Regions from separate parts of the Mus musculus genome. Here region 2 is linked to region 1. The links are chromatin loops, found by intact Hi-C in ENCODE. Cell type or tissue: heart. All regions are shown on one strand. Links, peaks and the distances in the headings refer to the core of each region. The heading gives the core; the rest is flanking DNA. Region 1 overlaps Ninj2 (ninjurin 2). Region 2 has its middle 20 kb from the start of Wnk1.

The links. A loop is a pair of places that touch in the nucleus more often than their neighbours do. Peaks named below come from ENCODE experiments on the same cell type or tissue, not always from the same donor. Only the 100,000 strongest peaks of a DNase experiment are listed, where the experiment ranks them.
Region 2: a loop joins it to region 1, with 3 times the contacts of the local background. A loop is called at or near these places in 13 of 42 quality-filtered maps.

The regions. Positions count from the first base shown.
Region 1 is chr6:120,102,885-120,118,988 of GRCm38, reverse strand. All of the region lies in intron 1 of Ninj2 (ninjurin 2), which reads right to left. Among named protein-coding and RNA genes, the nearest start is that of Ninj2, 18 kb to the right of the region's middle. In heart, for the core only: a CTCF peak has its summit at 6,455; DNase peaks (open chromatin) are centred at 6,388, 9,568 and 10,698; H3K4me3 peaks cover 1,090 bases; H3K27ac peaks cover 4,672 bases.
Region 2 is chr6:120,050,484-120,066,587 of GRCm38, reverse strand. No RefSeq gene overlaps it. Among named protein-coding and RNA genes, the nearest start is that of Wnk1, 20 kb to the right of the region's middle. In heart, for the core only: no CTCF peak of the experiment used is centred there; a DNase peak (open chromatin) is centred at 10,297.

The sequences.
Region 1 (16,104 bases), core at 4,865-12,864:
TATGAGTTTATTTCTGGGTCTTCATTTTAATTCCATTGATCAATCTGTCTGTTTCTGTACCAATAGCATGAAGTTTTTATTATTATTGCTCTGTAGAACAACTTGAGATCAGGGATGGTGATTCCTCCAGAAGTTCTTTTATTGTTCAGGATTGTTTTGTATATCCTGGGAGCTCTCAGAGACTGAGCCCCAACCAAATAATACACAAGGGCTGGAGCAGGGCCCCCAGCACATATGTAGCAGACGTGCAGCTCAGTCTCTACGTGGGACCCCCAACAACTGGAGCAGTGGTTCTCCCTAAAGCTGTAGCATGACTTTAGTATCTGTTCCTCAACAGGGCTGCCTTGTCTGGCCTCAGTGAAAGAGTACAAGCCTACTCTGGCAGAGACTTGATATGGCATGGAGGGGAGATATGGGGGTTGGGCACGCTCTCAAAGGAGAAGGGGAGGGGGAGGTGAGGAGGTTCCCCGTGAGGGGGGACTGGGAGCAGGGCAGTGTTTGGGATGTCAATATATATGTATAAATACATACACACATGCACACATATATATACTTATGTATGTATGTATATATGTATGTATAAGGAATGTATAAACTTAACAAAATCCAATTCTGCACTAGTGGAAGGGCAAATATAGTATCTTTTAATATTGATGGGTCACCAATATACTTTTTATTTATGTATTTATTTATTTAATATATGTGAGTACATTGTTGCTTTCTTCAGACACATCAGAAGAGGGATTGGATCTCATACAGATGGTTGTGAGCCACCATATGGTTGCTGGGAATTGAACTCAGGACCTCTGAAAGAGAAGCCAGTGTTCTTAACCACTGAGCCATCTCCGCAGCCCTATCAATATATTTTTTAAATGCCTTATTTTATAACTTTTTAAAATTCTATTACTATTTTAAAAAAAGGTTCTTTATGGAGTTGCACCCTCATTAAAACATTGTAGTTGGGGAGACCTAAATATATGTCCCCATGCCATGGCTGCTCCAGAATAAACCATGTCTTTTCTTCTTCTTCTTCTTCTTCTTCTTTTAAAGATTTATTTATTATTATAAATAAATACACTGTAACTGTCTTCAGACACACCAGAAGAAGGCGTCAGATCTCATTACGGGTAGTTGTGAGCCACCATGTGGTTCCTGGGATTTGAACTCAGGATTTTCGGAAGAGCAGTCAGTGCTCTTACCCGCTGAGCCATCTCACCAGCCTGTCTTTTATTCTTTTAAAAAAAGAGAAAAAAAAATCTTAGAGACATGCCAAACACCCTTTTTTTTTTTTTCTCAAAAGACCCAAGCACCATAGTAGGTACTTCATATAGTTTGTTCTGTGATTTGTTGTTAGCTACACCATCAACATATAGAGAAAAGGCCTGTCTGTGATAGTGTAAGTGATCAAAGTCGGTATCCAAGTTTTCTCCTAACTATGGCATTAAGACACTGTCAGCTAGGACCTCACAGGAAGGATGGCAAGTGTGGGTTTTGACTGTAGAGCTTTCTGTGGGCTGTGTATAGCATGCCCCTAGGTTGGGGCCATGGAGTAACCATGCTCACACCCTAAAGAATCAGGCCAAAGCAGGCCCTGACTAACCATGTTTTCATTAGCTCTGTGCCTCAGAAATCCTGAACCAATAGTAACTCAAGGACAGCAGTCTAAGCTTCTGCCTCAGGGTGGAAGGAAGAACTATCTACTGCCCTCTTAGGAAGGCAGAGGCTACCTGCGTGCTAAGCAAGCTGCAGGAGACTACCCAGGCAGGCTGCATTCCACCTCTGGCTGAGACACCCTGTGTGGCTGTGTTTTGGCTTGTTATGGCAGCATACACTGGTCCTTCTTGTTCTGAGCAATTTCTCAGTGAGCCTGAAGTTCTAGGGGTAGGCTGTCCTCCAGCACAGGCTCCTGTGTCCCAGGCTTCAACTCCAATACACGCTCGGTGCTTTCTTGCTATTAAATTGAATCTTTCAGTGGCCACAAGTGTCACACTAGCATGGAAACAGTTTTAGGTTATCTTTGGTTTGGTTTGGTTTGAGGCAGAGCCTCTTTTTTGTAGCCCTAGCTAGCCTGGAATTTACCATATAGTGAAAGCTAGTCTCAAATTCACAACAACGCCTCTGCATTGGCCTTATGAATAATAGTATTCCATGCTGTGAGCCATCACAGGAATTTGTTAGTTTTAAATTCAGGTTAGTATATCACTACATAGCTTCTTGTGTTGGTCCTTGGTCATTTCATGTGTCTCTGTAAAGTGAAGCTGTTGGGAGCCATATTCTATGAGGTTTCACCGTCTTTGTTCCCTCTCACATGGAGTATATGATAAACGTTAAACAGGCAGGCATGAGTGGGGACATATAAACAGTGCAGGACAGGGCCAGTGAGATGCTTGAGTGTGTAAACACACTTGCCGCTAAGTCTGACAACCTGAGTATGATCTCTGGGACACACACAGTAGAAGGAAAGAACTTACTTCCAAAAATTGTTCCTTGACCTTATCACACATGCCCCCAGGCACATGCGCAAGTGCACACATACATGCGCCTATAATCAATACATGTATCTTTTAATTACTTAAAGAGCAGTTTGATGCATATTCATAGCATGTAATTCTCTGCACCGGGTAAAAGTACGTAATTGTGTACCAGCTCAGGATACACAAGACCTTAGGTTCAACCATCATCGCTAAAACTACCATTAGCTTCATCTATATAGTCTAGCATGGTAATTCATAGTATTAAGTAGGGGCTGGAGGTTAGGATGTAGCTCAGTTGCTAGAATTTTTGCCTATCACAGATGAAGCCCTGGGTTCAGTCCTCTGGTACCACATAAAACCAGGTGTGGCGATACCAGAAGGAAGCAGACATCACGAATTCATAATCTTCCTCGGCTACATAGCAAGACTGAAGCCAGACTGGGCTACATGAGATCCTGACTTTAAAAGGAAAAGGAGGAGGAGGAAGAAGAGGAAGAAGAGGAGGAGGACCACACACACAATTAGGCACAGCACAAACCCTTTTACAAAGAAGGAAACGGACAAGACAAAAAGGCTGATCTTACATCAGTTTTCTCTTTCTTCATAGACACAGTCACAGTTATTTGTTGCAAGCTAGTGTAGACTTCAGTATGTTTTTTTTCCTTTTCAAAAGGGGAATAATACATCCTAGGCAGTTAGCACAGGACTTGCCAAGGCCTTCATAGCATTTACCCCGGTAGATGTTGGTTGCTCCTGGTGCCTTCCCTTTACAACAATCTTCTAAGAAAATGAGGCACAGACAGGGTAAGTAGTTTTCCCTAGAGCAGACATCCCAGCAAACAAGTGACAGGTCCAGGATTCAAACCCAGGCAGTTCAGCTCCAGAGTCTTTGCCTTTAACCACACTTCTGAAGGTGATTAGTGACTAACCTTCCCTAATCCCCTCCCTGGTGTGCGTGCCTCTGTGAGAGTACTCGGGGCACTATGTGAGAATTTTCTGGAAAGATACACAGACATACATGCACTCATATACATCCTTACACAGACACACATTCACAGAAGCATACACACACACACACACACACACAAGCACACAAGCATACACAAACACACCCACCCCTACCCCCCCACCCCCCACCCCACCCCCACACAGCCACCCAGGGTACCTGTAAGGAGCTACTGCAGCATTCTGGAAACTATGTGTGGTTTGTAACTGACAGAACATGACCATTATCCAGACTGTAGTCATAAGATATACATGGATCCCCAAACCAGTGACTCCTGAAGGTAGGTTCAACCTCAGCTCTAAGTTACTAAGAACCACTGCTTAAGGCAAGAGTGACAGTGGCCTGGAGGAGAGAGAGGCACATTAAGCTAGCTGGGAGCATGAGGTACGGTTTCCAGGACCCCAATTCTCCCTTGGCAAAACCCTGAAGGATCAAGTTTGCAGCTGTCAGAAAGCAAAGTAGGAAACTGCCGTCTGAGATCCAGGAAAGCCGGGTGGAGATGACCCCAGCTCAGCACTGTTTTGGATTAAATTAGCAGCCCTCCAACTGCCAGCTCTATTGTCACAGTGAAACACGTTTCCAGTCCACCAGCGGAAAGTTTGCTCTCTGGCAGCCAAAAGCACTTGGAACAGGCAATGATGATCTCATAAAGCAGGAAATCTGAGCAGTTAGTCAGATGATTAACGTGTTTTTGAGCTGGAGGAGCAGAGTGTCATTTAATGAAAATATCATTGTAGACGCAGGAGTTTCCAAGCTGGGCGACAGCTTAGAAACTCATCACATCTGAAGTCCTTGCTCTGTTAATATGGAAACCGACTCTTGGTCTGTGTGTTTGGGGTTTGGTTTTGCTTTGTTTTGCTTTGTTTTGCTTTGCTTTGCTTTGCTTTGCTTTGCTTTGCTTTGTTTTGTTTTGTTTTGTTTTGTTTTGTTTTGTTTGAGAAAGGATCTCTATGCATCCCTGCTGCCCTGGAACTTGCTCTATAGACCAGGCTGGCCTGGAAGTCTCAGGAATCTGCTTGTCTCTGTCCCCAGGGTGCTGGCTGGGGTTATAGGCATGTGCACCCATCATGCCCAGATTAACTGACGCTCCCCCCCCCCCAAAAAAAGGAGATATCAGGGTTTCTGGCTCAAGGAAAGTGTAATTTTTCCACTCTATCCTCCCTCCCTTGCAAAACCCTGCAGCCTTGGGTCTCCAATATGCTCCTTAGCTCCTCCTGGGTGCCTGGTAACTCCCTTTTCTTCTTAGCTGTTTCTTTCTTTCTGTTTTAAAGACTTGCTCACTTTGAGGGTTTTGCCTGCTTGTGTTTGTGTATCATGTGCATGCCTGGTGCCTAGAAGTAGCCATGAGATAGATCCCCTAGAAGTAGAGTTACAGATGGTGAAGAGCCACCATGTGGGTGCTGGGAATCGAACCCAGGTACTCTGCAAGAATAACAAGTGCTTTTAACTGCTGAGCCATCTCTCAGTCCCTTGGTGGTTTCTTTCCAAGGGGTGTGTTCTGTTTAGTGTTGGGAACAGGGCCTGGGTTCTAACACGTACACAAACCTGGCTCTATTACTCAGCTATACCCTCAGCCGGTTTTATTGTGCCCACCCCCCTTTGGTGTGACTTTCAATTCTAGAATCAAGCAACATTTCAGTGCATAAAATTCCCCCTTTAGTTGTCTTGTTTGTGTTAGCACACCCTTCTTCCCCCATGGTTCCCACACTCAAGAGTGCTTTCAGCTCTAATCTCTGAAGAAAGGAGCAGCCAGTTAGAAAATAGGGTTAGACCTTCCTCAATCTGTATACTCACTTTAGAGTAGCTCCTACAGGTGGTTGGTAGACCTTTCTCTTGTCTAGTCATGCTTTGAGATTAAATTATTTGACAATCTGCCTATACTGACTTTCAAATAATAAAAACCAGCCATTAGCTGGGATCTCAGCAAAAAAACCAAACAAATTTTGCCTTGCGCATATGCCAAGCTTTCTGGACCTTCAAACTGCGACCAACGTCCTCAGGTTGTATGGGTCTATAGCAAGGTTCTGCTTGCAGAGGCTCTCAACTATAGCTTAGTCTTGTGCTCTCTATACCAGGCAGAGAGGATGGGAAAAGAAATAAGTCCCAAACCTGGATGCTTCTCTTGGAAGTCAGGTCAAAATTCCACACACATCTTTGACTCTGCTCTTGGTAAATTCTAGCGGAATTCTTAAGCACTGTCCTAGTATGGCTAAGGTTGAAAAATGTCCTAACAATATCATACTTCAAAATGGTCCTGCCGGGCAGTGGTGGCGCACGCACACCTTTAATCCCAGCATTTGGGAGGCAGAGGCAGGCGAATTTCTGAGTTTGAGGTCAGCCTGGTCTACAGAGTGAGTTCCAGGACAAGTCAGTGCTATACAGAGAAACCCTGTCTCGGAAAACAAACAGAAAGAAAGAAAGAAAGAAAGAAAGAAGGGAGGGAGGGAGGGAGGGAGGGAGGGAGGGAGGGAGGGAGGGAGGGAGGGAGGGAAAGAAAGGAAAAGAAAAAAAAATGGTCCTGCATAGGCCTCACCCAGAGATCTGACAGCGTCTGTTATCCCTTGCTAGCTTGTATTGTACTCTCTATATAAGCTCACATGACGGTGAGCAAAGGAACTTTCTCTCATCTTTTAAATTTTTTCATCTATAAATTGGATTTCTCTGACCAGAAGTAAAACAAAACAAAACAAAACAAAACAAAACAAAACAAAACAAAACATCCCATCCACAAAACACCGGGCCTTCAAAAGCGGTAGCTGTCACTCTGAGGTGACTGCAGTAGCAGCAGCTGTAACAGAAGGGAAGCCTTGGGGGAAACTCAGCAGGAAACCAAGAACTCCTCTTCTGCGAAAAAGGGAACTGAAACAACCCCACTGAGCCCTGCAGCAGGGCTGAGCTCCGGAGTTTGCTGTGCAGGGGCTGGCTCCGGAGGAGAGGAGGAGCCAGTCGCCTTGAGTCCCCCCACCCCCACCCCCCAGACTGGAGGGCTGGGAAGTGCTCCCTCGGGCGGCCACAGTCAGCTGACCGTGTGCACGCTCCCATTCCCCCGCCCCCCCAGCTGTCCCCAGTCCGCCCCCCTCCCCCGTCTCGTCCCCCTCCTCCACCTCTCCGCCTGGTTGTGTGACTTGTAGGGACACTAGAAATGCTGGTAGTTGCTAAAGTTCCAGCCTTCACACCCAGATCTGTGCGGCTGCTTGATGCATGGCCCTCAGAACTAGATAAAGGCAGAATGAGCTCTGCTCAGGGTCTGTATTTACAAACGTCCTCCACTAAGCCTCACAAGAACTCTCTGGAGTGTGTACAGCCGGTCTAGGCCTGCAGGACCAAGGCTCTGTCGTGACTGGGTTGTGGACACCTCAGTGACAGGGCCCTTACCTAGCAGGCATCCGGATTACAAGGCATGAGTTTTTCTGACTAACTCAGCTTCATACCAGGATGGCAAAAAGCCCCCATTCGAAAACCCCCACAGGCGTCATTGTGTGCTTGGAGGCCATCATGGAGGGCACATCAGAGCTCCCTGAAACAAAGCTAAAGGACTTTCCAGAAGGGGTGGAGGCGGCCTTTGGATATGACGTACACACTTTAAGTCCCCCATAGGTTAGTATTACATTGAGCCACCTCTTTCCACAGATCCTTTTTGTTGTTTGGTTGGGTTTTTTGTTTTTGTTTTTGTTTTTGTTTTGTTTTTTGTTGTTGTCTTTGCTTCTGAGGCTGAAGGTGAGCACAGACAGGGTCCTGAAAATAAGTGTTCTACCACTGAGTGACACCCAAAGCCCACAAGCTATTTAATGCCATTAACCAAATGAGGAGATTCCCCTGCCATGTCTCTTCTGGAGCCCCTTCCTCTCAGATAACAGGGACAGTCCGGTGTCAGAGACCATTTTGTCACTCTGGGGTTGGGTTTTGAATTACCAGCTCATTCCGGAGGCCCTATTATAATACTTGCTCTGGGTCCCAAAGGTCCCAGAGCATCTCTAGTTCCACCTTTGTACCCACATTTACTCATTTTTCTATTGGTAGCCCTCTAAGGTGGAAGGATGCCACCAGAGTGAGGGGCTGGGTTCAGATTGGAACCTCCGCACTGAATGTCTCCCCTGACCAAACCAGGGCAGGACAGCAAGACCCCATCTCGAAAACAAGACTTCCTTTCTTGAGTGTTCCTCACATAAAAGGCAGTTTTTTTTTTTAAGAAGACAAACAGGGCTCCAGCAGCTGGGTGAGAGTTGGTTAAAGGCAGACTGGTGGAGACCAAGCTCTCGTGGACAGCTACTTAATACCCTACGAAGGTAACCTTAATCCCCTATGGATCCCTTTATAGATGAGGCTCCTGAAAGGTTACTCATGCAAGTGCTCAGCGGTAGAACAAAAGCCAAGGGCCATGAGGCGACAGTGGATGGGATCTAGCTGTAGAAGGAGAGAGAACTTTCTAGATAGGGGAAACAGTATTTATAGGATCTCAGCATGCAGGGGAGGTGGGCAGGGGTTACTTGCAGGCCATTTTGCCTGCTAGGTAAATGTGCACAACAAGTCTTGAGCTGTGAGCTTCCCCAAGTCTACTTGAAACCTGAAAGAGAAACATTGCTGCCTACATGGTACCGTAGGGCTGTGCACACATTAGACAAACCCTCTGAGCTACATCCCCAGGCCAGAACTGAACACCGCAATTAATTCCTGAATTCAAATACTGCATTTTTCATTGTGTGGTGCATGCCTGTAACCCCAGTTTTGGGGATGCTGTGGCAGGAGGATTGCTGAGAGTTTGAAGCCAGCCTGATGAGAAATTTTATCCAAAAAAAAAAAAAAAAGCTAATTAACCTTGGTGTATGTTGTTTGTATTTATTTGCAATTCAAACAAATAATACTGTTTAGAAAATTAGGAAAAAACAAAGCAAAAATTCTTTTAAAGGGTTTATATCCAAATTTTTATTTAGCGAATAATATGGGTGTATTTTAATACATTTGATTTAAAAAAACAAAAACAAGTAGAGCAAACAGAGCAGCCATGGTTCTGGGGTTGGGATGTACCCCTGAGGGCATGGGGAGCTACCAGCAGAATCAGGGGAATGCTCTCTGTTACTGCCTTCCACACAGAAGGGAATCTTTCCTCAGAGCCAAGATTAGCATAACATGATAGCATTATACAATCCTATTATTCTTTGATTTCTCCATCACCAACCTGACTCAGCTTTCTAAATCTACTTAAGACCTGGGAGTGTGGGTTTTGCCAAATCTAGCCCTGCTCACTTTGAGACAGAGTCCCACTCTGCAGCCGAGGCTGACCGTAGCTAGACTTGTAGCAATCCTCCTGCCTTAGCCTCCCAAATGCTGAGATCACCTGGCCTGAGCCAAGCCCAGCTTTGCTAAATCCTTTCTTATTAAGTCCAATAAAGTTGTAGTCTAGGGAAGGACTGGAGCCCACGTGATCCAGAGAGACATTCAAACTCGGCTACTTGCCTCGTGGTGACTTTGCACAAATGACCTATCTTTTCTGAAGTTAAAAAAAAAAAAATTAAAGACATAACATGTCCCTCACAGAATTAAGGGAGGTAAACTGTACATAAAGCCCCTGCCACAGACTATGTATTTAGAAATAAGCTGTAAGCCGTTGTCAGATACACACAGCTCCTCTGGTCCCTCATCGAGTTGTCTGTCTGTAGAACACAGCAGAGGGCAGGGTGAATACTTTTCATCAATTTTCTGAAGTAAAAATTGTCCCCACTTCACAGATGAGGAAACTAAGGCTCAAAGATCAGATAAATGCTCAGTGAGCCCCGGATAGACAACTCCTAAAAGATCTAGAACTGTCTTTTTTTTTTTTTTTTTTTTTTCCTCCCACTGCTTCTATCCCTTTGGGTTCACACCATCAGTCATGGCCAGAAAGGGACCTGGTAACCAATGGCACCTTGGAGCCCTCTCCTCTGGTCTGCTGGCCTCCATCTACCTTTCCTCCCACCCCTCCCAACATCGCTATTCCACCCCCACCCCCTATGACAGCCTCTGCTTTTTCCTTGTTAAAGAGCTTGCTGGGAGACTCCGAGGGAGGGAACGCCTGTCTGGGATGCCTTCCAGAGAGCCTCCCTTCTCAGGGCGCAGATAAGTAGGTCACATCAGGATGCTGGGGGTGGGAGGGTAGGCTGCGACAGGGAGGAGGCAAAAATACTTCAGGTCACATGGAAAATGAGAGACAAAGTAACCGGGTTTTTCCTCCTTCCTGCTTTCTCAGTCTCCCAGGGGCAGCTGCCTGTAGGCCACGGCCTACAGGAAAGTGTTTCCTGTCCTGGTGACCTGGGAGGTCACCAGCAAGGCTGAGCTCAAGTGTACTGGGCTGAAAGCTTGTGTCTGCTTTGCTCTCCTACCCCACCCAGTCCCGCACATCTCCCTTCAGTCACCCTCACACGACCCAGCTCCATCTTTCCTCTTGATGGAAAAGAGAAAGGCCAGGATTGTAGGACTATACCACCTTGCTGACCTGGGAGGCTCTGGCCCGATCGATCACCTGGAGCAGCACCCTGTCCTGTCCTGTCCTGTCCTGTCCAGATCTGGGTCCCACGGGTTACCAAAACGACTATGGCAGTGCAGTCAAGTCACTGCCTTTGCAACCCTTTTCTCACCAGCTCTCCTGCCAGCGGTCTACAACCAGAGCAGTGAAAGATCCCACAGCTGGGCAGATGGCTGTGGGGACCCACAGAGGAGGCTATGCAGGGCAGCAAGACCACCGCCCCCTCATATCCTGCCCGCCTCTGTACAACTCTCCTAACTCCCCCGTTCCCTATAGTAGGTCCTGTTCCCTAGCTGAAGTGCTGGCGTCCCACTTGTAAGAAAATGCAGCTGTTGGGGAGGTCCCATCTGTGGAGGGCAGCTGTGTGCCCACCAGGACTGAAAACAGTGACCACACAACAGTGTCCTAAGTTCACATTTATGGCTTAAGACAAGGGACAAGAACAAAAGGACAAAAACCTGACCTTCAACCTGAGGAAACACGTCTGTTTCCCTAGCGTCCAACTCTACAGGGGACCAGTGTCGTCTTCTCTCCTGTGTCTAGCCTAGGGGCCTCCCCTGTCCAGCCTTGGCTGCATTTGTGAGGGGTGTTGTGCCCTCCTACCTGGCCCGTTTCCTGATATTGCTCTCCTGACCACTAAGGGATACGAAGCCCTCTGCTCCTCTGCTCTGGAGAAGGGAGGAGTGTCCCCCATCCCTTGGGTGTCTGTTCCCACATGCCCCGTGGGTGGGGAGGTCCACTCCTGCTTTCAGTCGCTCTCACTCTTGCAGAGCAACTGAGAGACAGCGCTGGGTGTCAAGAGAGAGACATCCATCTACACCTGGGTCTTTCATTATACTTAATCTCCCCAGTGGGGCAGACTTGTCAAACACACCTCATTCCCAGGCTGGAGGAATCCCAGCTATCTCTCATCAGAGTGGGTGTAAATCCCCACAGGTATGCGGGAGGCAGGTAAGTTCGGTGCCAGGATGGGGGAGCCTTGTGCTAAAACAAAAAACCGTTCAGACTTGTAAAATGTATGTCTTTTGTATTCTCCAATTCCCTGGCATCTGCTGCTGTGCAGGTCGTGGACTGGACCACTCTCTGTCTGTTGCTAAGTGGGGTTGCTTCATCCAGGGCCAGAGCAGGCTCACTTCAGCTGAGGAGAGAGGCCAATCTTGAAGTTCCCGCAACCCCCCCCCCCCACACACACACACAATTAGGCAGAGAGCTTCTGAAACCTCACTGTGCCTCAGAGTCACCAGAGAGCTGTTAAAACAGTGTCACCACTGTCACTGGGTTCTGAGACTTCCACTAATACTTGAAGTTCTGCCTTCGAGTCCTGTACATGGTTTCTTCCGTTTGTGTGTGTGTGTGTGTGTATGCTAAACATTTATCTTCTCACTTAAAGGGCACACTTTCTATGGTGTCTTTATCCATTCGGATCACAAGCACCAACCCCATTACACTTTTGTTATTGTTTCCTTTTGAAAGAGGGTCTCAAGTATGCTGGCTGGCCTCAGACCTGCTCTATGGCAAGGCTGGTCTTTGACTCCTGACCCTCCTGCTTGCCAAGTGCTGGGATGTCAGGTGTGTACCACCTCAGATGCCTTAATTTTGGTCTTGCATGTGTAGGTGGCTGAGAGAGAGTCTTGCTATTTTATACTCCAGGCTGGTCTTGAACTTTTCATTCTCCTATAAGTAAAACATGGGTCCCTTGGACATAATCACGACAACACTGTAGTAGCTGATGTGGTAACCAAGATGGTGCTTATTAAGTAGCGGTTGGGTAGGATGAGCAGAAGAGAGACACTGAACAAAGCGATGACCGACATTCCAGGTAGCACAGTGGAGGTTTCATTATGCTTCTCAGAAAGGGGCACAATTAAAGGGGCCCTATGAATTGTTAACTTCTGAAATATTCCATTTAATATTTTCAGTTCATGATTGATCTTGGGTCATAGACGCCTTGGGAAAGCAAAAATCTCCATTAGGAGGTTCAAAGCCTAGAACACATTCCCAGGGTCTCTGGGTCCACATTTCCTCCACTTCCTCCTCCTCCTCCTCCTCCTCCTCCTCCTCCTCCCCTCCTCCTCCTCCTCCTCCTCCTGTTTGTTTGTTTGTTTGTTTGTTTGTTTGAGACAGGGTCTTACTTCATAGTCCTGGCTGGCCCTGAATTTAGCAGAGATATGCCTACCTCTGTCTCCTAAGTGTTGGTATTAAAGGAGTGTAGCACTATCTGGCACCTGGCTTGACATTCCTAACAGTCTTTACATGAAAGGTTAATGCTGACCAGAGACCAGGTGTAGCAAAAGAAAACTTAGGTTTGAGTCTCAGCCTGCCACTTTGCAGCTCCTAGCACTTGTAACTAGAGCTTGCTGATCTTCAGTTCCTTAGCCATGCGGTAGAATCACCTGAGAGGAGGAAACCTAAATTGAGAAAATGCCTCCGTAAGATCGAGCAAGCCTATACTATATCTTCTTCATTAGTAATTGATGTAGGAGGACCCAACTTATTGTGGATGGTGCTATCCCTGGGCTGGTGGTCCTGGGTTCTGTAAGAAAGCAGGCTGAGCAAGTCATGAGGAGCAAGCCAGTAAGCAGCATCCCTCCATGGCCCCTGCCTCAGTTCCTGCCTCCAGGTCCAGCCTTGTTTGAGTTCTTGCCCTGTCTTTGATGAACTTCAATATGGAAGTATAAGTGAAATAAACCCTTCCTTCTCCAAATTGCTTTTGGTCATTGTGTTTCATCCTAGCAATAGAAACCATAATTAAGACAGAGCATTAGACTGCATGTGGATTTGAAAGAGCTTTTCATTGTCCATGGCAAATGGAGTATCCAGACTGCCATGTGGCTCAGATATAGAACATGTATTTCACATACACAAAGCCCTGCGTTCAACCCAAGCACCACAAAAAAAAAAAAAAAAAAAGAGTAAACAAGTCACCAAGACACTGTTTATCAAGTTGGTTTGTTTCCTACACTCAGATACCCTGCCCAGTGCTGTGGCTGATTGGAGACAGATCATATGTGAGACCTCTAAAGCCCAGTTAAGCTTCCTGCCTCTTAGTCAGGTGTGATGGTAACAAGCCTACAATACTCAGAGGCCTAGTTGGTAGGATGGCATGTTTGAAACCCTCTGAGGTAGACAGCAAGACTCTGTATCAAAACACCAAAGAGAAAGCAGGAAACCATATTCCTGGAAGGAATGTACAAGGTTCAGGTAGAGGTCCTGGAAGGAATGTAGAAAGAATAAAAACGAATTATGTCCTTCCCAACCTAACCCACTCCTCTTGTCCAGATTCCCACATGACACCCAGAGTAGCACTTAGCCAGGACACCAAATTGGGTCTTCAAAGATTGTTTCCAACCAGGGTTTTTTGTTTGTTTGTTTGTTTGTTTGCTTGTTTGTTTCAATTATAGCCAGGTAATGGTGGTGAAAGCCTTTGGCCCCAGCACCCAGGAGGCAGAAGCAGGCAGATGACTGAGATCAAGGCCAGCCTGGTCTACAGAGGGAGTTCCAGGCCAGCCAGGACAGAGAAGGCATTTTCTGAAAAACAAAACAAAATAACAACAAGAAAAGAAAATTGTGTGTGTGCTTGCATGTGAATGTGTGTGCTCATAAGGGTGGGTGCCCAAGGAAACATAGGATCCTCCATAGTCAGGTTTCCAGGTGTTTGTGAGCTGTCCCATGTAGGTGCTGGGTGCCAGAACCTGGGTCTGCCACAAAATCTGTACATGCTCTCAGGTGCTGAGTCATTTCTCCTGCTCCTCAACCAACTTTATAATAATATTTCCATGCACCTCTCCTCACTCATGCACAGCCTACAGCTCTCCACAGAGTGCTGGCACTCACTCATCCATGGTGTGTTCCTTGTTTTCCTTCCTCTAGCTCTGGCTCACAGTTCTGACCACAGAACACCCTGACTCTATTCAAAGTCATGTTCATTCTTCAAGGCTCACACAATAAAAGCCACCTTTTGTAACAATCCATCTCGAATGTTTCTATGTCAGAAGATTATGTCTAATCTTGTCTGCCTAGCTGTTTATGTTGGGTCTTCAAGGATAATCATGATTTATCCATTCATCTATCGGTCATCCCCAAAGTGACTTTTCTTTAGGTGATAGTAAAACGCTGTATTGCTGTATTAGAAGTACCAAGTATTAAGTTTGAACTAAAATCAAGGTGCCAACCACTCATGGCTTATTTCTTTCAGTACGATGTGGCCCCTCTGTAGGTGTGATGTAGAAGAAACTCAGTGGTTTGCAGACTTGTGTTGCATACTAAATAAAGTCTATATTCATTGAGCCTACTCGTGTGTGTGTGTGTGTGTGTGTGTGTGTGTGTGTGTAAAACAAGAGTTGCCTGCTACAGAGTTGGGCTCAGTTAGTAAAATGTTTGCCACACAAGCCAGAGGATCTGACTCTAGTCCCTAGAACCCTGGTAAGAAAGGCTGAGTGCAACAGTGCATGATTGTAATCCCAGTAATAGAGAGGCAGGGACAAAGTCATTCTAGACAAAGAGGTATGCTCTGGGCTCAGTGGGAGATCCAAAAATAAGGTAGAAGATCTCAGAGGAGGTTCATCAATTAAAAGCACTTGCCGCTCTTCAAAGGACCTGAATTCAGTCCCCAGCACCCCTGTGAGGCACCTCCAGCTCTAGAGGATCTGACACCTCTGGCCTCTGTGGGCATTTGCACACTCATGTACAAGCCCACAAACATATACACAGACATAGCTACACACACATATAATTTAAAATAAAAATTTTAAATTATAATAGAGAGAAACTGAGGAAGATATCCAGCATCATCCTCTGGCCTCCACATATATGTACACTAAAAGAAACTCACATACATACACACATATACATACACACATATACACACACACATGCAAAAGTTGTGCTATGTACAACTGTTAAAAAGTGGAACCACCATTGGAAAGGAGATGGCATCTTATCCACAAAATTAGTCAACTGATTATTTTCTATGGTAATCAGAGACAGAATAAATATATTTGTATGTACACCATGACCCATATTCATGGATCTACTTTTAACCCTTTTAAAACTAAATCCTTTTATTTTCTGTTCTAAGTATAATCATGTATTGGTAGAAAATTTGCAAATGAAATAAAAAGAAAAAGAGGGGAAGAAAAGAAAAGAAAAAAGAAAAGAAAAGAAGTGAGTCACCTGTAAACCCACAGTCTAGAAACAGCCGGTGAGCACGTTGGCCAGTGCTGACATGCATATTTATTATTCATAATTTCTGAAGACATTCAAGATTAAATGTCTATCCAGTTATATGTCCTTTTTTTTTCTTAATGTACAATTAGCTCTCTGGCATTTGTGGTGGGTAGTCTTGGTTGTTAACTTGACATATGTAGAAGAGGAAGCATCAACTGAGGGTTGCTTCCATCAGTTGGCCTGTGGGCATGCATGCCTGTGAGGCCTCTCCTCCTCCTCCCTTCCCCCATCCCCCTCCTCTTCTTCCTCCTCCTTCTTCTTTTAGAATTATTTATTTAATTTTTGTGTGTGAGTACACTGTCACTCTCTCCAGACACAACAAAAGAAGGCATCAGATCCCATTACAGATGGTTGTGAGCCACCATGTGGGTGCTGGGACTTGAACTCAGGACCTCCAGAAGAAAAGTCAGTGCTCTTAACCACTGAGCCATCTCCCCCAAGGCCCCCATGGGGCCTCTTCTTGAGTGATGATTAATGTGGGAGGACTCAGTCCACTATGGTCTTGGGTCAGATAAGAAAGGTAACTGAATGGGAGTCTGGAAGCAAGCCAGGAAGTCTAGTTCTTCTGTGGTTTCTGCTTCAAGCTCCTGTCGTGAGTCCCTGCTTTGGCCTTTGTCAACCACAGACTGTAGGCAATAAGCTAAAACACAGCCTTCCATCCCCAAGGTCCTTCTGTTCATGGTGTTTATCACAGCAACAGAAACCAAACTAGAACAGTCTTCATTTAAATATTCTTCAAAAAAAATTTTTAAAATATCTACTCATAGCTGCATTTAACCATTTATTTACACCTAAAAATCTCAATCAACATCCTTGAATATCTGAGTAATTATTATATTCTTAGACTGAACCTAGAACCACCCCCACTCGTTGTTTTTCTTTGTTTGTTTGTTGTTTTT
Region 2 (16,104 bases), core at 5,488-13,487, 53 kb after region 1:
ATGGGCCAGGTATGATAGCAAAGACCTCTAATCCCGGCATTGACAAAGGAGAGGTAGGCAGATTTCTGAGTTCAAGTATAGCCTGTTTTACAGAGAAAATTCCAGACCCAGCAGGACAACATAGTGAAGTCATGTCTTAAATGAACAAACAAATAAATACATTTAAAATTAAGGTAAAATTGTGTCAATGTCAGACAGCCTGGCCAGCTGAGAAGGGAATCTCAATCACGGTGTCACATAGATCAGATTGGCCTGGAAGCACATCTGTGTGGAATTGTCTTGATGGTTAACTGAGTAGTAGAGCCCAACCTAAGGTGGGCGACATAGTTCTCTAAGCAGTTGGTACTGGGCTGTATAAGGTTAGTCAAGCATGAACTTGTGAGTGAGCCTGCAAGCCAGGTCCCTCACCCTCACAGTTTCTCCTTCAAGTCCTGACTTCCTAGGATCCTGGATCTTTGTGATGGCTCAAATTGTATCTTAAGTTTAAATTAATGTGCTTAAGGGATTTATAAAACAAAAATGCCTCTAACCTGTAAACTGCACGTGCCCAAGGACAGATAGCTCCCTGGACTGCTGGGGGCTGTTGTTCATTTAAGATAAACAAGTTTCATTGCCCGACTGCATAGACCTGCTTTATCACACGTAGGTGGGAGGTGTGTAGGCAGGAAGTATGTCTGCCCTCAAAAGAACGAAGGCAGGAAGAGAGTAGTAGCCTTATAGGTTTTGCTTTTATAAACTTCTGAATAATGTATTTTGGGGCCATTCTCTGGGAATCCTGGGCATGGACCTGACCAGTGTCCACGCCATGGCCAGGACTTAATAAAGCTTATTTCAAATTTGGCAAAAAAAAAAAAAAAAAAAAAGTAGTACTGGTTAATCCTTACCTGGTGGGATTAGTGCAGCCTCTCTGACCTTTAGGTTTCAAACTTGGGACAAATGGCAGAGGCGCCTATTTAACATATCAAAGCAGATGCTGGCTTCCAGGTTGTCCCTCAGCCCCTAAGAAGGCCTTCCTGGCTGGCATACCCTGCCCCCTACTCTGAACCCTCCAGCCCAGGCTGCTGGCTTCTTCTCCCCTATATAACCCGGCCATTGTGGTTGCCCATCGTTTTTTGTGCCTTTGGCCTTCTGGCTGTGCTCCCGGATCTTTCTCCCCCTTCTCCCTCTCCCTTCCCCTCATCTCCCGCCATGGCCCAGCTCAGTCCGGTCACGTTTACTCAGGACTTTCCCAGGTGTCTCTGCCTCTGCTCTCCCTTTTATCTACAATAAACTTTCTCTTCTACCATACCTAGGAGCAGTCATGTTCTTTTCTCTCTCTTTCTTTCTTTCTTTCTTTCTTTCTTTCTTTCTTTCTTTCTTTCTTTCTTTCTTTCCTTCCTTCCTTCTTTCTTTCTCTCTCTCTCTCTCTCTCTCTTTCTCTCTTTCCTTCTTTCCTTTCTTTTTTTTGTTCCTATTCACTAAACTACAAGATTACTCAGCCTACAGTTGGGGTGAATCTCAAAACACCACATGGAGCCGTTTGTATCTGTTCTGTAATGTTTTCAATAAATCTGGGAGCAACAAAGCAAGCAAGAAAGAAAGAGGGCTTGTGCATGCTAGGCACTTTCTTGGTCATGGCTTTATGAAGCTCCACATGTTTACACAGGAGGAATCTGGCCCTCGGCAGGGTTTAAGTAACTTCAAAGTTTCCTCCTTATAGAAGGTGGAAGTGAGATTCTCCCGACTGTTCAACCCCAGCTCTTTCCATAACAAAGGACTGTCAGCCATGCCTTCTGCAAGTCATTAGCCATACAGCCACCATAGGATTGGGATAGCTTGGGGTTTAAAGCAAGGTTCTCAACTTTGGCCTGAAGCAGTCTCAGTTTTGTAAAATCCAGAAGGTACTGCCCTTCCTTCCACACCCAGTTTTTTATCTTACAGTGGGAGCCACAGGGTTTGTGCTCTCTTTCCTTTTCTCTCTGACTGAGGTCAGGGCTTCACTACACAGCCAAGGTGTACCTCCACGCTCTACCAGGTGTACCTCCACGCTCTACCAGGTGTACCTCCACGCTCTACCAGGAGAGCTGATTTTTTTTTTTCCGTTTGTTTGAGACAGGGTTTCTCTTTGTAGCTCTGGCTGTCCTGGAACTCACTCTGTAGACCAGGCTGGACTTGAATTCAGAGATCTGCCTGCCTCTGCCTCTTGAGTGCATGGACCACCACTACCCTGCTGGGAGTTGACTTTTTTTTTTTTTTTTTTAAATAATTCTAAACTTTTTTTTCAGTGAATTTGTATCAATGTTTAGTTTTATAATTTTAAAATAGTTATATAACTTTTATTAGATATTTTCTTTATTTACATTTCAAATGCTATCCCTGTTCCTTGTTTCCCCTCTGAAAGCCCCCTATCCCTTCCCCCCTCCCCCTGCTCACCAACACACCCACTCCTCTTCCTGGCCCTGGCAGTCCCCATACTGGGGCATCTAGCCTTCACAGGACCAAGGGCCTCTCCTCCCGTTGTTGACCGACTAGGCCATCCTCTGCTACATATGCAGCTAGAGCCATGAGTCCCACCATGTGTTTTCTTTGTTTGGTGTTTTAGTCCCAGGGAGCTCTGGAGATACTGGTTGGTTCATATTGTTGTTCCTCCTAAGGGGCTACAAACCCCTTCAACACCTTGGGTTCTTTCTCTAACTCCTTCACTGGAGACCTTGTGCTTTGCGTCCAATGGATCCACTTCTGTATTTGTCAGGCACTGGGGAGTTGATATTTTTGACAAAGAGATTTTGATGTTGTTGGTACCAGACTTTGAGATCAGCTGGCTTACAGTTACTATAGCTCCACCAGTGGACAAGCATTTTCCAAAATCACTTTCTAGTGATGATGGCTTGGAGAAGGTGATGGTGATGCTTTTGTGTATGAAGACTAACCATTCCAAAGTGCCTTTAGAATAGATTCAATTGCTCTGCATGTTAGCATTCTGTCTAAAGGTCACCCCACAGTTACCTGGCAACAGCCCGGTAATGCTCCTTACCATACCCCCATAGAACATATCTTATACCCCTTTATCTTTTTATAAACACATCACTGAGGGCTTATAAAACCATGGCTTGTTTTGTTTTAAGTTTGTTTGTTTTTTAATTGTTTATTTGGGTAGATGGGTGGGTATCGAACTTGAGGACAATTTGTGGGGACTGGTTCTCCTTTCTACCATGTGGATTCTGGGGCTAGAACTCAGGCTTGGCAGCCAATGCCTTACATCACAGAGCCACCCCAGCAGCCTGAAGCATTTTTTCTAGACATCTGGTTCCACAGCAAAGATTTTTGCCTTCACAGTATTTAACATGGTTGTAATTAATCTTCATCCTCCCTGGTTCAGTATTTACAGGTCTGATTACTCCCTAAAATCTAGCTGTGACTGCCAAGTCGATCCTCATGATGCTTTTGCGGCCAGTCAGCGACAGTCACAGAGAGATGAGAAAATTGAGTCATCAGAGCACAGCCGTGCACACAGGGACCAGACAAAGTGAGGCTGTTCTGCTCCGTACTGGAGACAAGTACCCCTTTATTTCTACTATACTTTGTCCTTTCTTTCTTCTGTGCTTTTGGTTGATAATTATGGGGGTTTTGGTTTGGTTTGGTTTTTGGTGGATTGAACCAGGACCTCATAAGCCCAGTCTTATTATGATCTTTAAACCAATGCCCAGGGGTGAGAGTGTGGCTCAGTGGTAGCCTATGGGTGTGTTACTGTCCTAAAAGATTACTGTGGCCCTCCCTTTGACTATCAAATTACTGAGACAATGGGTCCCAAGAAATTAGACTTTCTCCAGGACTCTCATGCTGAGAGAAAAGAAAGTCCAGAGTCTTAGTGCCAGCCAGCAGGAGGATTGTCTCCCAAATCATACACTTGTGACAACCTGTCCTCGGAGACCTACCTTCAAGGGAGACTAGAGTTGGGTTGGAGAAATGGCTTAGTGGTTAAGAGCACTGACTGTTCTTCCAGAGGTCCTGAGTTCAATTCCCAGCAACCACATGGTAGCTCACAACCATCTGTAATGAGATCTGATGCCCTCTTCTGGTGTGTCTGAAGACAGTGACAGTGTATTTATATATAATAAATCTTTTAAAAAGAGAGACTGGAGTTGAGAGAGCTATGGTGGGTCGTGATGGGTGGGACCACATTTGGATCAGAAGTGCTTAGTTACCTCCTGCCTATTATGTTCTCAAAGATGGACTTGGGAGCACTGGCCACTGGACCTGTCTGTTTGTTCCTCTTATAGGATGTGGCCATTTTGAAAAGTATCCTTTTCACCATTACTCTTTACCTGGCTTATTTCATACTGATACTTATAACATACAGTATTTCATACTGCTTGTTAGGGTGACCAGGGCCCAGGCTCTGACCCCAAAACTTGTAACAGAAGGCCTTTACTTCATCCCTAGTAATTAAAAAAAAGTCTTTGAAGTAGTGTCTAACATTTTTATTTTATTTTTGAGTAGTTTATTTATTATATTCATGTGTGTGTGTGTGTGTACATACATAGATATGCCCTTGGAGGTCAGAAGAGGGCATAGTGCTAAGAACTGAACCTCTGCAAGAGCAGCTAGCACTCTCAACCACTGAGCCATGGATAGCATGTTTACAAGCAACAAGAATGTCATACGCCTAACAGAAAGAACAGAGATTGTTTCAAATCTTCATTTAGCCGTGACTTGCAGTGCCATGAACCCATGTTAAAAAAAAATCAACAGCATATATTAAGTAAAATGTATTTAAATAGAAATGCATATAGCTGATGGATAAAAGGGTTGTGACCAAAGGCCCACAGAAATCTAACTCTGTTTCCATGGTCACAGTAACCTTGTAAAACATAACTGCTGTGAAAGATGAGAGTCACCCCTGTATTGGAAGGATTCTAAGGGAGCAGTGTACAGGGCAGAACAACAAACATCAAAATCAAAGAGACAGGAGGGCCATCAACATGGCTCGCTGGCTAAAGACACGTGCTGCCAAGCCTGGTGATTGACTCCAGCACGGTACTCTTTGACATTCGCATGCACGCAGACATGTGGCATGTATGTGCCAAATGAATGACTAAATGGAGAAAATGTTTAAAAAAAAATTAAACCAAGCCAGGCGTGGTGGCACATGCCTTTAATCCCAGCACTCGGGAGGCAGAGGCAGGTAGATTTCTGAATTCGAGGCCAGCCTGGTCTACAAAGTGAGTTTCAGGACAGCCAGGGCTACACAGAGAAACCCTGTCTCGAAAAACCAAATAAATAAATAAAGTCAACCATAACAGGAGAGACTTAAAACTGACAAACATAAATGATTACATATAATGTAAAACTACATTATTTTTCCAGCCATCTCACTTGTCAGAGTATACGAGATTATTAGAGACAACAGTTTGTTGGAATATTCTAGCCATGAAGGTGATATTTGTTTTCTCTTAAATTTTTAAAATTTACTACATTTTATTTATTTGTGTGTAGGGTGCGGTAATGAGCTTGCCGGGTATATGCAGAGATCAAAGGACAACTAAAGGGAATCAGCTCTCTCCTTCCACCATGTGGTATTGGGTATTGATATATTGCTTTAAAAAGATGAATCTTATGGTTGGGTGTGACAGTGCATAACTAATCTCAGCACTCAAGAGGCCAGAGTTAGGAGGATTGTAACTTCCAGGCCAGCCTGGACTACAAAGCAAGATTGTGTTTCAAAAAGTGGAGCCGGGTAGAGAACTTTTAGGTTCCTATTTTAGGTTCCTATCTTCTTCAACGCTGGCCTTTGCAGATGCTGTCTGGTTTCTCGAGTTCATTTTGCAAACAAAGAGGTAGGAGGGCAGGGCCTCATGGCTGCTGTTTGACTTATTCCTGTTTTAACTTAGAAACCAGTAGACTCTGCTAATGGAGGGACTGGGCTAGCACGAATGTCAGCAGAACAGCTAAAAGTCAGGCTCTGCATTTCAGGAGTAGTCTAGAATCTTCCCCTTTTGGTTTTGAGTTCTCTTGGAAGCAGGGCTACTTTTCAAAGATGTGAAAAGGCAGGAAAGAAATGTCATATCCAACGGGACACAGAACCAGACACACACTAAAGATCCGAATGAAAGGCCCGTACTTGACCACAGTAGTTAATAAAGCACACCCTATCCTCAGCCTGCATGTGATGTGTGCTATGGAATCCTACCATCGTCAACATAAACAGGGAGGGTTAAATTAAAAAGCCTGGGGGGAAGCTCTGCTCGTGTGGATGGGACAGAGGCAGGATTCCCTCAGGACAATAAAGATCACAGTCAGCTAAGTCTAATGTATATTTGTGTGTGTGTGTGTGTGTGAGAGAGAGAGAGAGAGAGAGAGCCAGGAGAGCAGGCTTTTTTACTCTGTGCTGTGAGGTTGTAATCCTCTCTCTCTCTCTCTCAATTTATTTATTCATATATATACTGTAGCTGTCTTCAGACACACCAGAAGAGGGTATCAGATCTCATTACAGATGGTTGTGACCTACCATGTGGTTGCTGGGAATTGAACTCAGGACCTCTGGAAGAGCAGTCAGTGCTCTTAACCTCTGAGCCATCTACCCAACCCAATCTTCCTTCTCTTAAGGCACACCCTCGGCTGACAGCATCATTGTCATGTGTTGATTTTATGCTTAATCTGCTTCATGGCAACGTTGCATGTATTAATAGAAAACACAGTGCTGGCATTTGAAATGGGTCTACAATGACAGTCTCTAACAGCGGTCAGTAGTAACTTGGATTTGAAAAGTGAGTGACACACTTTGGGGGGACTGGAAAGATGGAGCATGAGTAGAAATCTGAAGCAATTTTGCTAAGTAAGGTTCTCAATCCTCAGAGTATTTGGGACCAACTCCCTGGCCGTGTTCTCAAATTGTTTTTAATGTTCAAATGTTATAATGTCTACAATGTTATGTTGAGTCCCTTTCCTTATTTTATTTCCACTATATGCTTCATTTCTCGTATTTATTTATTTCTCCTATTTATTTATTTATCTATTTATGCCACCCCAGCTCATTCTGAGGCTGATACTGGCTCAAAAATCAAAGTTCCCTCAGCCTCTGTTTCCCAGGTGCTCGAGTATGGGTACAGTGTCACCACACCTAGCTCCCTGCTCATTTGCCTTGTTCGTTTTACCCAGGGTGGTGGTTTGGATATGCTTATCCCAGGGAGTGGCACTATTTGGAGGTGTGGCCTTGTTGGAGGAAGGGGGTCACTGTGGGGGTAGGCGATGAGGTCCCCCTCCTTACCACATGGGAAGCCAATCTTCTCCTAGCAGCCTTCAGATGAAGATGTAGAATTCTCAGCTCCTCCTGCACCATGCCTGCCTGAACGCTGCCATGCTCCCACCTTGATGATAGTGGACTGAACCTCTGAACCTGTAAGCCAGCCCCAATTAAGTATTTTTCTTATAAGACTTGCCTTGGTCATGGTGTCTGCTCACAACAGTAAACCCTAACTAAGAGGCCATAGTTTTCGGACCACTTCAACCTCTTTTTGATTCTCAAGGAATCTATGAACTCTAGAGGCATCTAGAGATTTCGTGAAACAGGATCTATTTATCTCTAAGGTGGTTGCCATGTGCATGGTTCTACTCTAATTAATTTACCAGATTCTTTAAATATATATATATATTTTGGTTTTTTCGAGACAGGGTTTCTCTGTATAGCCCTGGCTGTCCTGGAACTCACTCTGTAGACCAGGCTGGCCTCAAACTCAGAAATCTGCCTGCCTCTGCCTCCCAAGTGTCGCTGGGATTAAAGGCATGCGCCACCACGCCCGGCTAAAAGTAATTTTTTAAAAAGTCCTGTCACAGCCGGGCGGTGGTGGCACACGCCTTTAATCTCAGCAACACTTGGGAGGCGGAGGCAGGCAGATTTCTGAGTTTGAGGCCAGCCTGGTCTACAGAGTGAGTTCCAGGACAGCCAGGGCTATACAGAGAAACCCTGTCTCGAAAAACAACAACAACAACAAAATCAACTAACTTGGCTAAGAGGTGGGAAATAGCAGAACAGAGGGTTCAAGTTCACCAACCTTCTCTGGGACCTCTGTTCCTGACAGCCACTGTCACCTTCCTACTAATAGTGATTGAAGTACCTCATACTGCCACATTGCATCTCCAGCCCATGATCCATGATCTGCATTGCCAGCACTCCCATTAGCTCTCACAGAGACTGCTGCAGTGGACATGGATGCACTACCCAGATCTCCCTTTAAGTGTGAACTTGTAGCCCTAGCTGCTGGGAGTATGATTGTTCTGCTTAGGAATGGTCTTGGCTACGGACAGTGCCCTAGACTGAAGTCATGTCCTTCCCAAAACAGACTACATTCGGTGAGCAGGTATAGGCACTTACTGCCAAGCTGGGCCACCTGTGTGTGATCCAGTCCCTCTTGATGGAAGGAGAGAACTGATTCCCACTGGTCTTGTTCTGACCATCATATGCAAGCTGTGGCATATGGGTATACATACACGCACTGTAATTGAAAAAAAAAAGTTCAAGGTCAATTTGAGTCCTGTAATATAATGCCATCTCAAAAATAAATCAATAAATGCAATTAGTGTGTGGTTTAGTTGTTCCATTTTGGATATTGTTATGACTGGAATGTGAAGTGGTTCTTCCAGGACCATTTGTGGGCTTCAACACATGGCCCTATTGCTGGTACTATTTTGAGAGGCTGTGGGCCATTTGGGGAGAAAACATAGCTGGTATAGATAGGTCCTGGCCAGGTCTTTAAGGGTTATACTCTCATCTGCTATCAGAACAGGCTGTCTGCTTCTCCACACTCCAAGATGTGAGAAGCTCTGCCTCAGTGCTCCCATGACTATGGACAGAGCTGTCCAGGAACAGCTTACCATCATGACAGATTATATTCTGAGCTGTGAATTCTGAGCTGTGGTTCTATCAGGTATTTGGTCACAGCAATCAGTATAGAGATCCATACCTTAAAAAACTAAAGTCAGATATAGACATGTATGTCTGTGTAAACTTCATTTATTTATTTATTTATTTACTCATTCATTCATTCATGCATTCATTCATTTATCTATTTATTTATTTTGGGGGAAGGGTGTGCATGCCATTGCATACTTGTGGAGGTCAAAGGGCAACTTGCAGAAGTTAGTTCTTGCTTTCCACTCTGTGGGCCCTGGAAACTGAGTTCAGGTCTTTAGGCGTCGCCTTCTCACCAGCCTCACTCCAGACATATTTATACATCCAGATGCACAGGAGCATTGTTCACATTAACCAGTCAAGAACAACCCAGATGCCTCCAGTGCATGGTGCATTGTGCATGCTACGTATACACAATGGAGTATTCTCCAGTCTTCAGAGGCAAAGGCCTATGCTACAACTTCATGAGCTTTGAGATGTACTAAGTAAGGTAAGCCAAGTAGCCTGTGATTCTTCGAGTAGTTAGGGTCACAGAGACAGACTACAGAATGGTGATTGCCAGAGCTGTTAGGGAAGGAGGAAGAGGAGCTGACCCTTAATGGGTATGAAGTTTCAGTTTGCAAAATAAAGGAATCCTAGAGATTAGTTACATGGCAATGTGACTCATACCTTATGATGCTGAACTGTATATCTAACAGTGGGGTGGTGGGGTGCAGCTGGAGAAATGGCTCAGTGGCTAAGAGCATTGGCTGCTCTTCCAGAGGACTGGGTTTGAGTCCTAGTACCCATATAGTGGCTCACCACCATCTTCTTACCCCAGTTCCAGGGAGATCTGACACTCTCTTTTGCACCAGGAGCAGACATAGTTACACAGACATACACATTCTGCTAATAACCTACCATGTTCACTACAACAGAATACATTTTTTTCTGCAGAGAGCAGAAAAAACATTCATATACATAAAACAAGACGTTTTGTGTGTGGGTGGGTGGGGCAGGATCTCTCTATGTAGTTCTGGCTTTCCTTGAACTTATGTACACTAGGCTGGACTTGAATTCATAGATATCCACCTGACTCTGTCTCCAAAGTGCTGAAAATTATGTAATTTATATATAGCATATTATGTAAGTTATATAATATTTAATATATTAATACATGTATAATATGTATAAAATAAAACATATACATTATATCATATGCAATTTATTATGTATATTTATATATGTGCGTACACACACACACACACACACACACACACGACAGCTGTGGCTGACAAAGACAATCAGAAGTCATGGGGGATGGGAGTAGGGATGGAGAAAGTGCTAGACTTCCTCACCAGCCTGAGCTGGTTATGGTTTGCTGCCTGAGGAAACAGGAAGGAAAAAGCATTTGTTGTGGCTCTAAGAGAGTAATTACAAAAGCAGGTGTTAAGCAGGAAGAACCAGAAAAACACTTCTTGAACCCCATTTAGAAGCTGGAGAGGAAAAAAAAATGCCTGGGCAGGCTCAAAGACTGAAGTTTTAGAAGTATAGCTGACAGTGGGCACAAGAAGGAAGGACTCAGTTGACCTGAGGGGACAGAAGCTGAGGAGACACTAGGATACTAGATCCTAGTCTCTCTTGAATCCCTGGTGATGCTCTGGTCTTGGCTTTGGCTCAGACACTGAAAGAGGAGCCAAGAAAACAAGCCAAGTGGAAAGCTAAGCCTTGTAGGGGCTCAGTTTCAGAGTGACCCCAGCCAACAATCAACCTGAAACTACTTTTCTCAAAGCATTACAACTGCAAGGCACTGTAGCTATAGATGCCCCTTTTGATGCACAGGTGACAATTTCCTGTCTCTCTTGTAAACTCTGCTCACCCATCCCTGTTTCCAGAGGCCCCTCAAAACTGTCTTATAGACTTAACATGAGTAGGTTGCCCCAGGTGTTGCCAAAAGAGTCTATCTGAAGTACTTTTTCTGGTCTTCTCTCATACTTTTGATTCATTATTCTTTTCTGGTTGTAGGAAAAAATTGTGTGTGTGTGTGTGTGTGTGTGTGTGTGTGTATGTGTGTATACACATAATATATATAGTGTTTACCATTTTACTCATTTTATTTTATTTTATTTTTTTTTTAAACTTTTTTTTTTTAAAGATTTATTTATTATTATATGTAAGTACACTGTAGCTGTCTTCACACACTCCAGAAGAGGGAGTCAGATCTCGTTAAGGATGGTTATGAGCCACCATGTGGTTGCTGGGATTTGAACTCTGGACCTTCAGAAGAACAGTCGGGTGCTCTTACCCACTGAGCCATCTCACCAGCCCCTCATTTTAGAACATACATTTAGTGGCATTAAGTGCATTTAACATGTTGAGTAATCATTACCAATATCCTTTTTCATGACTCAAAATAAAAGCTCGGTGCCCATTAAACAGTAATACACCGACCCTCGGTAACCTGTAATTTCCTTTCTGTCTCTCTGAATTTGCCTTTTCTACCTTGGATAAGAAGATTTTATCCCTTTTAAAGGTTGGACAATATTCCATTGCAGCATACACCACATGTTATTTATTCACTCATGTAGTGATAGACACTTGTATTGTTCCCAGCATTGAGCTCTCTTGAATAACGTTGCTATAAACATTGGTCTATAGGTAATCTGTTCGAGTCTCTGTTTTCAGTTCTTTTGAGTACACACTGAGGAGTGAAGTTGCTAGATGGTAGGATAATTCTGTTTACCATTTTGTGGAACAGCCTAACTGTTTTCTTACAGCTGTATCCTTTTACATCCCCAAGAACAATGCACACAGCCTCCAGTTTCTCAGTCTTTCCCAACATTCCAGTGTGTCTGTTTTAGTCATTGTTAGCCTGATAGCTGTGAAGTAGTATCTGATTTTTAAATATTTTATTTAGAATTTTTTAAAATGTGTATAAATGTTTTTGCATGCATGTGTATATGCACCACATATGTGTCTGGTGCTTGTGAAGTCAGAAGAGAGCTTCAGCTCCCCTGGAACTGGAGTTATGGATGGCTGTGAGCCACCACGTGGGTGCTAGGAATGGAACCCAGGTTCTCTGCAAGGTCAACGCACGCTTTTAACTGCTGAGTCATCACTCTAGCCTCTTTGTAAAATTTTTTAAAAATGATATTTCAATTTTAACGTTTCTATACATCAGCGTTTGATTGGCTGTATGTGTAGGTACTGCAGAAGTCAGAAGAGGGCATTAGATACCCTGGAACTGGAGTTACAGGGGGTTGTGAGCCACCACGTGGGTGATGGGAATTGAACCTGGGTCTTCTGCAAGAGCAGCAAGGGCCCTTAACCAATGAGCCAACCCCTAATATGTTAGGTTTTGTTAAGTTTGTGAATATTTATGTGTATTTGTGTGTGTGTATGTATTTGTGTGTGTGTGTGCGTACAACCTAAGGTGTCATGCTCATGAATGGCATCTACTTTTTTTTTTTTTTTTTTTTGAGACAGGGTTTCTCTGTGTAGCCCTGGCTGTCTTGGAACTCACTCTGTAGACCAGGCTGACCTCAAACTCACAGAGTGCTTCTGCCTCCTGAGTGCTGGGATTAAAGGTATGTGCCCCCACTCCCCTGCATGCCCTTTCCCCCATGGACAACTGACATGAATTACTTTTGAGCCAAAGTTTCTCATTGGCTTGGAGCTCACCAAACTGGATAGTTGGCCTGCAAGGCCAGGGTCCTAAACCTTATGTCAAAATAAAAATAAAAACTTAGTTGCTGAGCATGGTGGTACTCAGCTTTTAATCCAAGCACTCAGGATGCAGAGGGAGATGGATTTCTGTGCATTTGAAGGCAGCCTGCCTGGTCTATACAGTGAATTGCAGGCCAGCTAAGGCTATGCAGTTAGACCCTGTCTCAAACACACAAAATTTCAATTTTCATGAAATCAGTTTACTTATTTTTTCTTTTGTTATGATTGCTTGCAAGAAATGGTGACCTAATTTCCTAAAGATTTTATAGGTTTATAGGTTTAGATCTTCTGTTTATACTTTGTTCCAGTTTAATATATATATATATATATATATATATATATATATATATATATATATATATATATATCATATGTGTGTGTATCTATGCTGAAGAGCAATAGTTCAGTTTTATTCTTTTACATATAGATCTCAAGTTTCCCAGGACCGTTTGTTTAAAGGATGGAGCCCTCCTTACCTTATTTTCTTTTAGCTTTATGTTTTTATTCTCCCTACGAGGAATTACACAAAACGCCCTTTTCTCATGGCAGAGAAGAGCAAAAGCCAGACATCAGGCACCCTCAATCTCTTTCAAGCACACACCCCCTAAAAACCAAAGCCCTCTCAACAAAGCCCCACATCTGAAAGCTCCCATAGCCCCTTCGTGTGCCCAGCTGATGACTAAGCTCTTGGACACATAGCAGGTCTGAAATGTAGATGCGGGAGGAACTACCTATTGCTTCTTCACTGGCTGAGAGTCAGATGGGCAAGCTTCCAAAGGCTCCAGGAGGTCTCCTGCAGAAGGGCCTTCCTCTACCGGTAAGGGAGCCCCCCAAGTCACATCTATCAGTGACTTCTCTTATGGGGTCTACATCCTGGATTTTGTATCTTTTGTTGTTTGTTTGGTTTTTTTGGCAATGTTTTGAGATAAGATCTTTTATGGTCTGGGATGGAGGCAACATAGCTGTCTAATTATAGACCTTGCCTTTGTTTTGCATTTCCCAGTCTCTATTAGTCTAAAATAAATTTCTTTCTTCCATAAAAATTTTTCCGCATGGAAATGATGACATGTGAAACCAAACTGAAACAAAAAACAAAACGAAACAACAACAATGATAACAACAAAACCTTTCCAAGTTGGGCCTGGCTGCATAGGCCTGGTTCTGCCTCCTTGGGAGGGTGAGGTGAGAACCAAGTTCCCAGAAGTTTAGAACCAGCCTCTGCTCCAGAGTGAAACCTTCCACCAATGTAAGGGATCCGTAATTAGATGGCAGGGAAGATGACAGTCAGAGAGCGAATTTCCTTTTTCTATAACACAAGTCAGGTCGGTAAGATTTCCCCTCTGTGTTCTTCCTCTTCCCTCCTGAAACTCTCTCTCTACCCCCATTGTTTCATGTAAAAATCAGTTACAGTTTGTTTGTTTGTTTTTGAAACAGGGTCTCTCCATGTAGCCCCAACTGTACTGGAATTAGCTCTGTAGTCCAGGCTGGCCTCAAACTCACCTGCCTCTGTCCCCTGAGTGCTGGAATTAAAAGTATGCACCTGGCCTATGATTTTCAAGGTTAGCCTTCTTCACAGAGGCTAACCGCTGTGTGGGGCTCCTACTTTGGGATGTCTGGTCTAGACCAGCACAGAGAGTCCTCTCTTCGCAGGTCAGGAGAAAGATGCTAAGGGAAAATTTCTTCTCAGTCCAGCATTGTGCATACATATGCTCACGTGTGCATGTGCACACACACTCACACAAATACACAAGAATATCCAGTTGATATTGTATTGGCTTTCATATCCAACACAGGTTAGAGCTGAGGGGTTAGCACTTTTATCAGTATGTGTCTAGCTAGCATGCCTGAGGCTCAGGGCAGAGTTTTCAGTCTTATAAAAGTCGTCATCAGGGCCAAGGCGATGAAGTATGCAGTTGGTTGCAAAAGAACACAGAGAAGGGTTGCAGTATGTTTTCAGTTTTAATGGTAGTTGCATGGCTAGATTAGAGAATTACACTTTAAAACACATTAGAATGAGCCTGTGTGGTAGTCTGCTTGCCTTTGATCCCAGAAGTTAGGAGGCACAGGTAGGTGGATCTCTGTGGCCAACCTGGTCCTGTGATTCAGGACAGCCAGGGCTAACACAAACAAGCCCTGTCTTGAAAAACACCACACACACACACACACACACACACCACCACCACCACCAACAACAACAACAACGATAACAACTACAACAACAAAAACACTTTAAATGCTTTGTTTATTTAATGTGTGTGTGTGTGTGTGTGTGTGTGTGTGTGTGTGTGTGTGTGTGTAGGGTAGGCACACTCATGCCACAGAGCACATAAAGAGGTCAAAGGACAACTTCTATTGGTCAGTTCTCACCCTCTACCTTGTTTGAGGAAGGACCCTTCTTCTTCCTTCTTCTTCTTCTTCTTCTTCTTCTTCTTCTTCTTCTTCTTCTTCTTCTTCTTCTTCTTCTTCTTCTTCTTCTTCTTCTTCTTCTTCTTCTTTTCAATTTTTTTATTAGATATTTTCTTCATTTATATTTCAAATGCTATCTCAAAAGTCCCCTATGCCCTCCCAAGAGCCCTTCTTGATTTTACAGCTTTGCTGTGTACTCCAAGCTAGTTTTCCCACCTCTACCTCCCATGTCACTGTAGGAGTGGTAGGAGTGCTGGGATCCCAGATGTGTTCCACCACTCTCAGCTTTTTACATTCGTTCCAAGGAATTGAACTCAGGTCATCAGGATTGCCAAGTAACCCTGTTTTTCCCTGGTGGGCCATTTCTCTGGCCTAGGGAGTTACCCATAAATTGGTAGTTTATTATCATATATTGTGTTACTCAGTAAAGCAGATCATTTAAATAACATAGAATTCTAGAAAATTCTTTGAAACCCATTATACTCTGTAAAGGACTGACTCTCTTATGACCAGTCATTTGCCTACACACTTAAGAGATGTAAAACACAGATCCTGAAAAGTCTTCATACATTTTATGATAAAAAAAAAAGTACAAAGGAAATGACTAGTTAGTCCAATAAACTTCTCAGCAATGATCATTTGGAGGCAGATATTAAACAAAGTTATGATCAATGCTCTTCTTCATAATAAGTTAAATGATGGGCTTTTTTCTTCCTAGTGGTCTCCCAAGAGTTTATTTAGTCATATGTGATTAAAGTAAATTCTATATACTAATATATCATAATGTTTGGTATTAGTGTTTTGAAATTTAAGATAATGATTCTACTGAATATATTGTGCTTAATTAGTCTCCACAGTCAGGTTCACTTTGTGTGAATTAGGAAATTCCTTAACAATAGAAACAATAGTATCATTTTCCAAATGTCTCTGTGTTGGACCAATTGAAGATTTGGAAGAGAGGATGTATTTACTCTCTTAGGATGATAATGAGCAGTTTGGGGCATAGCTCAGTGGTAGGGCACATGCTTAGCATACGTGAGGACCTAGTTTTGATCCTCCTCTCAAATGAGAAATACATACAAGTTTTACAGTGGCCAATATGCCTC